Regions from separate parts of the Mus musculus genome. Here all the other regions are linked to region 2. A link is a loop called in an ENCODE intact Hi-C map of the cell type or tissue named here. Cell type or tissue: heart. All regions are shown on one strand. Region 1 overlaps Lama4 (laminin, alpha 4). Region 2 holds the start of Lama4 (laminin, alpha 4). Region 3 overlaps Lama4 (laminin, alpha 4).

Region 1 (2,500 bases), 62 kb after region 2:
TAACACCTTTCAGATGTGCTCCTGGTTACTATGGAAACCCCTTACTCATTGGAAGCACCTGTAAGAAATGTGACTGCAGTGGAAATTCGGATCCCAACCTGATCTTTGAAGACTGTGATGAAATCACTGGCCAGTGCAGGAACTGCTTACGAAATACCACCGGATTCAAGTGTGAACGCTGTGCACCTGGTTACTATGGAGACGCCAGGACAGCCAAGAACTGTGCAGGTACAGACCCCAAGTCCCGCGACCAGCTGCTTGGCCAGCATAGCTCTCCACCAGGACTGACTTAGGTGAAGAATTTCTGTTGAGGAAATATTGCCAGTGTCCTCCTGACATTTATCTAGAGCAATATACATCAACATTTACCCCAGTTACACTTCTCATCGAGGCTACCAATGAACCTTAGCTCGTGGGTGGATATTCACAAGAGACATCAGCGGAGTGATTTCTGTCTTATTCTATTCACATTGGTGATTTTGATTGAAGGGAAAGTGGTAGCTGGTGTGGCTCAAGTGAATTATTTTTGTACTGGAAGCTGTCTCCTCTCTCACTTATGCTTAATAAAATTAACATTCCATTTGAGTAAATTTGCAAAGCATGAGCACGCATGGCCCCCCTAGATTTCCTCAGATTGTCAGTCAGTATCTCTCTGAGAGTGTAAGAAATCTAATGGGTTAGACTTCAGTTCGATTGCAGTGTGCACTTCTCCCGTACATTTGCTGCATGGACTGAAGCTCTTCAGAAGGGAAGTTAAACTGCTTTCGTTCCAGCGGGGCTGAAGCTGAGTGCTTCCCCCTGGTTGGCTATTAGGAAGGGCAGGGGAGAAGGGGGCCTGGTGCACTTACAGCCTGCATTCTGGAAAACCCCTGTTGAAAGAATCACTTGAAAGACTGACAAAGGGAAGAGTTTAAAATTAAGGAGAATGCACTTGTGACCTGGGCACAATGAAAATAAGCATACCTGCGGAAAAGAAACACTTCCAGAGCCACAAGGAAGACTGTCCAGTCAATCAGACGTGGGGTCGGGGGCCTTAGAAGTGCTGTCAGAAAAAATAAAGCCTTAGAAATTGGTGCCATTATTCTCAAAGCAGTACCAAGCCTGTATTTAAATAACAACGATGCAGGTCGATCCTAGATGACACCGTGTGGGAAGCCATAGAGCACAAGCTTGCAGCGGGGTCTAATAAGTCTGCATTGTGTGGAGCACTGCATAGCTGACGTGTAATAAGTGATGTGCCCCTTGGAGCTAATCTGCTATGATCATTCTGTTAGGGCAACTCACAGTTCTATTGCAACTTATGACCAGCTTAGGATAGCTTAGGAATTCTTCTTAAAATGTTATAAATTTACTTCCACACAAAAACTCAGAGGGGATTGGGAGTGTAACTCAGTGGTAAACCATATGCTTGGTTCAGTCCCCACCCTTGCCAGCTCCCCACCCTGGGGGGGGGGGGGGGGGAACTAGCAAAAAATGAAAAGCCAGATAAGATTGAATTTTGTTTTTATAAAGGCATTACAGAAAGCCATCAGTAGGTGAAAGCCTTTTAAATTCATGTAAATTTGTTTCCAATTCTTTCCCTGAATTATGCCTAGCATCCACTCCCCAGATACCTCTCTTTTGGAGTTTGGAGTCATTCTTGCCAGGGGTCAAAACTTAGGAGGCAAGCATTGCTCCTGGGCCTCCTCACTGTCCCGTTCTGGGGCTCTTCCCTCACAGCTGGCAGGGACCTCGCTGCTGTGGAGACTCTGTGAGGGAAGGAGAATGCTGAGCTCTGTGGCCTTTGTTTCCTTGTGAAATTTCCTGGGCCTTTTGGGACTGAGGCATCTGTTGCGTTAGGATAGCATCCTAAAGAGTTGGGAAAAGAATCCTAGGAAAGCGAGATTCAGTTTTGCTTCCAGTCCTATTTTTAACATCTCTTACCTGCATTGAACTGGTTAAAGGATGTTATCACAGACTCCATACCCTTCAGGATAAATATAATTAATCCCCATCGCAGGATTGCACACCAGTAGCCAGCATTTCTGGAAACCATGGAAACACCGTCTTGTTTTAGGCATGAGAAGATGGCTCCTTACTCTGTGTTTCTGTCTCCCATAGTGTGCAACTGTGGGGGCGGCCCGTGTGACAGTGTAACCGGAGAGTGCTTGGAAGAAGGATTTGAAGTCCCTACAGGCAAGAACTGCCCAACTATAAGGAAAAGTAGCAGAACCTTAATGACTAACCAATTTCTCTAATATGCTAACAGGTGTTGCAACCCATTTGTAGTTTTTTTTTTTTTTAAATCGAAAATGTGGAAGAAAAGAACTGATTCCCACAAGATACCCTCTGACATCCACACTCACATTTGCGCACACACACACACACATCACAATAAGTAGTAAATGTATGAGTGTGATATCACTTTCCCTGAAAGGGTTTCACTCCCACCCCTGGTTTAGCAGCTGGTATTTGCTCCAGGGTAACGGACCTTGTGCAAAGGTCCCTGGTGGCCTCCATC
Region 2 (2,500 bases):
CTTCACAAAGCACCTCTTTAGGGAAAACAAGATGTTCTTTGTAAATAAAAGTTCATGCATTTCAATAATGAAGTCATTTTCTAGTACTGTAGTGAAAGATATTCTCTCCAGCCCTCTGGGTGAGGACTCCACAGAGGAAGAGGAGTGGCCAGTGAAGAGCCACAGGCTATCCCTAGAAAAGGAGAGGAGAACGCATCCAGAAATGGACACCATGCCTCTGGCTCCTGAGGTCATCTACCTCAGGTTCCCTCCCGCCCCTGGAATCCTTTTTCCACCCACTTTCCTGTACACTAGTGGGGGCCACATACAAATCTATATAAATATAGATCAGACATCCGGCGCCTTGGCTGCGTAAATAAGGGATGTGGGGAAGCAATCAGGAACGCTGAATATTCATTTCGAGTCCTTGGAGAGACTCCAAACTGCGAGGGGGAGGGGGAGGGGGAGGCGGCGTCTAGGAAAGGCCTGACCTCGGGGTCTGAAAGCCAACTTGAAGTGGGAGGGCCTGGAAGGGGAAGGTGGAAAGGGAGTGGTGAGAATGAGTGTGGGAAGGAAGCCAGAGCCGCGCCGACCTCAGTCCCAGCCGCCAGGGAGAGGAGGTGGCCAGGAGCGCTCGCCTCGCTCATGCCAGTCTGCTCCCCTGCCTTTTGATGTTCACAGGGCGCTAGCTCCATCCATCTGTAAGTCCCAGAACCCAAGTCTCAGGAGCGGCGGGAGACCGGAGACAAAGTGAGAGAGGTGGATGGAAGCGAAAGACAAGCAGGAGAGAGAGAAGAGACCACGCTGACTCTCACTCCCTCTTCTTTAATACAACAAAGTTGCAACTTGGGCTCCTGGATCTAAATACCGCAGGTCCAGAGAAGACAAAACACCAGGCATCACTGCATCTCTTAGGGGGTACCCACCAAGACCTCCAGGTCCTTCACTCCAGGAAGGGCCCTGTTGAATATCTGCAGAGAGATGGGTTGGAGCACAGCTTGGTGCTCAGTCCTGGCCCTGTGGCTCCTCTGGTGTGCTGTCTGCTCCAACGCAGCGTCAGGGGACGGCAATGCGTTTCCTTTTGACATCGAGGGGAGCGCAGTGGTCGGCAGGCAAGACCCATCGGAGACTAGCGACTCAGGCGTGACACTGGGACGCCTGCCGCCTGCTGCTGAGGTACAGTACCCCCTGCCTTTGCCAACCCGCTCCACACCTGTGTCTACCGTGTCTATGGGCTGGGCCACAATCCTCTTTCTCTCTCCCCATCTGTTTGATAACCTAGGCTTTCATCTGGGCTAGGTCTCCTCAGTTGAAATAAAGGGCTCTGTTTTGAAAGTTTGACTTGGACGTCAGTTGAAAGTTGAGGCTTCCAGTGAGAGTACCCTTCATGTCTGCGTGGGTCTGTTAGACTACATGAGAAATGTATGCAGTATGCAGTGGTGGTCTTTTGGTGTGTTCCAATAGCCATTTTGTCAAACCTTGGCACTTACTGTAAGTGCCCCCTCTCTGTCTCCCTGCTCCTCTTTGCTGTTTGAACAATGAGAGCAATATCACTAAAAAGACCTATCCTGTCTCAAACTAAACAAAAGGTCTTCTGCAAGGCTGGGGTGCTGGGGGTGGGGGTTGTCTGTGAAGGAAGCTGTTAGAAAATTTCAGGGCAGATACCTTAAACAAAAGCAGACCATTCTAATCCAGAAGCAAGATTAAGTCAAGCTCCACTCCCAAAGTAAAGCTGATCAGGATATACTACTGGTCTAAGGTTTATTCAGTGAGCTACTGTTTTTATATATCAAGAGACTTTTCAGTTGAGAAATGGCTGAACTGTAGACATTGGAGGAGAAGGATGGGTCCACAGTAAGTGATTTAAGAGCCTCTGCGCCTGGATTACAGTAGCATGTCCAGGCTGTGGGGGATGCGAAGGAGGAGGAAAATGAAGTCACCTAAGTTCATGGGAAAGGAAAGATCAACTGACCTAACACCACACATGTACAACACACACACCACATACCATACAACACACATACACACAGCAAACATATAACACACACAAATATACATACCACACACACACACACCACACTCACACAACATACACACATACACACCACTCCACATACCACACAGCACACACATGCACACCACATACCATACAACACACATACACACAGCAAACATATAACACACAAATATACATACACACCACACACGCATACCACACTCACACCACACACATATACACCACTCCATATACTACACAGCACACACATACACACACCACACACTCATAACATATACACACAGCATATACACACACAGCACACACACATGCCCACACTAATATATCCATGTCTATAGCAATCATACAGCTAAAGTAGTGATGCAAGTTGCTAAAAGTCACTGAAGTCTCAACTGTTGCTCCTAATTCTACCTTCTGGTAATATAACTACAGCTGTTATTGTTGATTAAAAATAAAATGCAAGATGATCCTTAAGTAAAAGTCCTAGTGGTGCTTCCTCAAAAG
Region 3 (2,500 bases), 74 kb after region 2:
AAGGGTTCTGCAACCCTATAGGAGGAACAACAATATGAACTAATCAGTACCCCCCAGAGCTGTCTCTCTAGTTGCATATGTAGCAGAGGATGGCCTAGTGTGCCATTAATGGGAGGAGAGGCCCTTGGTCTTGCGAAGATCATATGCCCCAGTACAGGGGAATGCCAGGGCCAGGAAGCAGGAGTGGGTGGGTTGGGAGCAGGACAGAGGGGAGGGCATAAGGGGCTTTGGGGATAGCATTTGAAATGTAAATGAAGAAAATATCTAATAATAAACATTAAAAAGAAGTCATGTGACCAATTAGAAGTCATGACCTGTTAGATAGAAGTCATATGACCAATTAGAAGTTATAGGAGCAAAGAGCGAATTTCCACCTGGGTGGAATGGATGAGTAAGATTAAAACTACAGATTGAATGACTCTGGACAATTTAAGTTTGAGGTAATTTCCTGTAGATGTCCAGAGACAGCTGGAGACTCAAGTCAGCAGCTCAGACCTAAGATGGGGGATACACAGGTATCTGGATGTCACTAAACAGAAGGAAGAGAAGCCCACAAATGTTGACATCCACCATTCAGGTTTGAAGAAACACACCAATATTCCTACTGTCTCCATTTACACTTGTTCCCCAGAGTAGTGACTAAAATTCCCTTACTTTCAATCACAAAAGAATTGCAACTTAAATAATAAAATTCATGATGATCCTACAGATTGGTTATCATCATTGCTTAATTCAAATAAATATGAGGAAAATTCACCACTATGGTGAATACATGATCAACTCTTTTTAAAGATGTAATTAATCAACAAGTTTATAACTATGGTTAATGTTTTAACTACATGTTTTTATTTCTGTTTTAAAGCAAGGTACACCTGTTTGATCGCATGCACATACCATTATTTTCCTTCCATAAGCAAAGCGCCAGGAAAAACATTAGATCTTTTTAAAAAATCCCTAAATACTGCATTATATTTGGTAATTTTTTAATTTCCAGGAATAAATGTCCACTTTACATTATTTCTATGAGTATGTCTGTACAGATAAAGATGGATGACTATCGGATTCTGTCCATCTTTATGTCTCACAGCACCCTCTGGTGTTCATTAGCTAAAAGTTTTCTTATAAATGCATCTCTTCACATTTTAAAGTTAAAAGTTTAAAGACAGAGTCATAACAATAGAACATTTCTTTGACGTATAAGACCAAAGTGTATGTGTGTGTGTGTGTGTGTGTGTTTGTGTGTGTGTGTTCTACTTAGAAAATGAGTTTAGTTTTTTCTGAATATAACATTTAAATGGGATCAAACATAAACATTTTAATGTATTGTATATCATATTTATGTTTTAAAAGTGGTGAAGTGTGGTGTGAAAAATAAGATTCATTTTATTTTCTAAGTCATCTAATTTTTAAACGATTACACAATTTTTTTCTCCAGAAAGCGTTAGATAAGCCGAGGAGAAGACTGGTGCTGGGGAAGGGATGTGATGACTCAGAAGGGACTGTGCAGTCAAGGAATGTAGTTTATGAAGAGTCTGATGGCCATGTTGCCTCTAGCAGATATCCCGTTTTGTATTAAGGAATTTCTGACTTGGCTGACAAATGGCTTCTGTCTTACTAAGGGTTCCTTTTGCTGTGATGAAACACCATGACCAAAGCAAATTGGGGAGGAAAGAGCTTTATTTCACTCGCAGTTACATATAACAGTTCATTATCAAATGCAGGAAGGGCAGGAAGTTGTGCAGGGAAGGAACATAGAGGTAGGACTTAATGGGGAAGCCATGGAGGCATGCTGCTTACTGGCTTGCTCCCCATGTCTTGTTTAGACTGTTTTCATGTAGAACATAAGACAATCAGCCCAGTAGTCCCCCTCCCAAATGGGCTCAGCTCTCACCATCAATTACTAATTTAGAAAATACCCTACAGGCTTGCATCCAGCTAGATCTTGTTGAGGCATTTTCTCCACTCTGATGACTTGTGTCCAGCTGACATAAAACTAACCAGTACAATTTTTAAATGTTTCCTCTATGATAACATTTCAGCATCTCCTTCCTTAGCCACTATAGAGGGACATTTGCTTGGTTTATCTTAGAAAGGGCAAAAACATTGCCATTATTCTCATACCCTAATCCTCTGAGTAGAACTCTATAAAAGAAGAGAGTTTGGAGCAACCACTTCCCTAGTCTGGAGAGCCTGCTCAGTAGCCTCCCAGGACTCCATCCACATGACTTCAGCCTGCCAGCCATGTGATCATTATAGCTCTTTATCACAAAGCTGAACCAAGAAAGCACCAGAAAAGGCAAGCAGACCCTTATTAAATATAGGTTGAAGGACTACTCCTCCTAGCTACAATAACTCATCAATCTATCTGTCCTGTCCAGTGTCAAAAGGAAGGGCATATCCTTAGTGCAATGGAAATAATGTCCACTGATCATCTCCTGACTGTGACCACATACAGAAATGCACACACATATGTGCATATGTGCACACATATGTACATGCA

The links. Peaks named below come from ENCODE experiments on the same cell type or tissue, not always from the same donor. Only the 100,000 strongest peaks of a DNase experiment are listed, where the experiment ranks them.
Region 1: it touches region 2 in a loop (2.2-fold over the local background); 6 of 42 quality-filtered maps call a loop at or near these places.
Region 3: it touches region 2 in a loop (2.4-fold over the local background); 5 of 42 quality-filtered maps call a loop at or near these places.

What each region holds. Positions count from the first base shown.
Region 1 is chr10:39,026,522-39,029,021 of GRCm38, forward strand. It overlaps Lama4 (laminin, alpha 4), which reads left to right. Exons shown (of 38, transcript NM_010681.4): 5 at 14-228; 6 at 2,101-2,175. Among named protein-coding and RNA genes, the nearest start is that of Lama4, 62 kb to the left of the region's middle. In heart, no CTCF peak of the experiment used is centred here; no DNase peak of the experiment used is centred here.
Region 2 is chr10:38,964,995-38,967,494 of GRCm38, forward strand. It overlaps Lama4 (laminin, alpha 4), which reads left to right and starts at 521. Exons shown (of 38, transcript NM_010681.4): 1 at 521-1,155. The coding sequence starts at 961. In heart, CTCF peaks have their summits at 581 and 1,153; DNase peaks (open chromatin) are centred at 547 and 1,037; H3K4me3 peaks cover 2,446 bases; H3K27ac peaks cover 2,500 bases.
Region 3 is chr10:39,038,701-39,041,200 of GRCm38, forward strand. All of the region lies in intron 8 of Lama4 (laminin, alpha 4), which reads left to right. Among named protein-coding and RNA genes, the nearest start is that of Lama4, 74 kb to the left of the region's middle. In heart, a CTCF peak has its summit at 1,076 (motif pointing left); no DNase peak of the experiment used is centred here.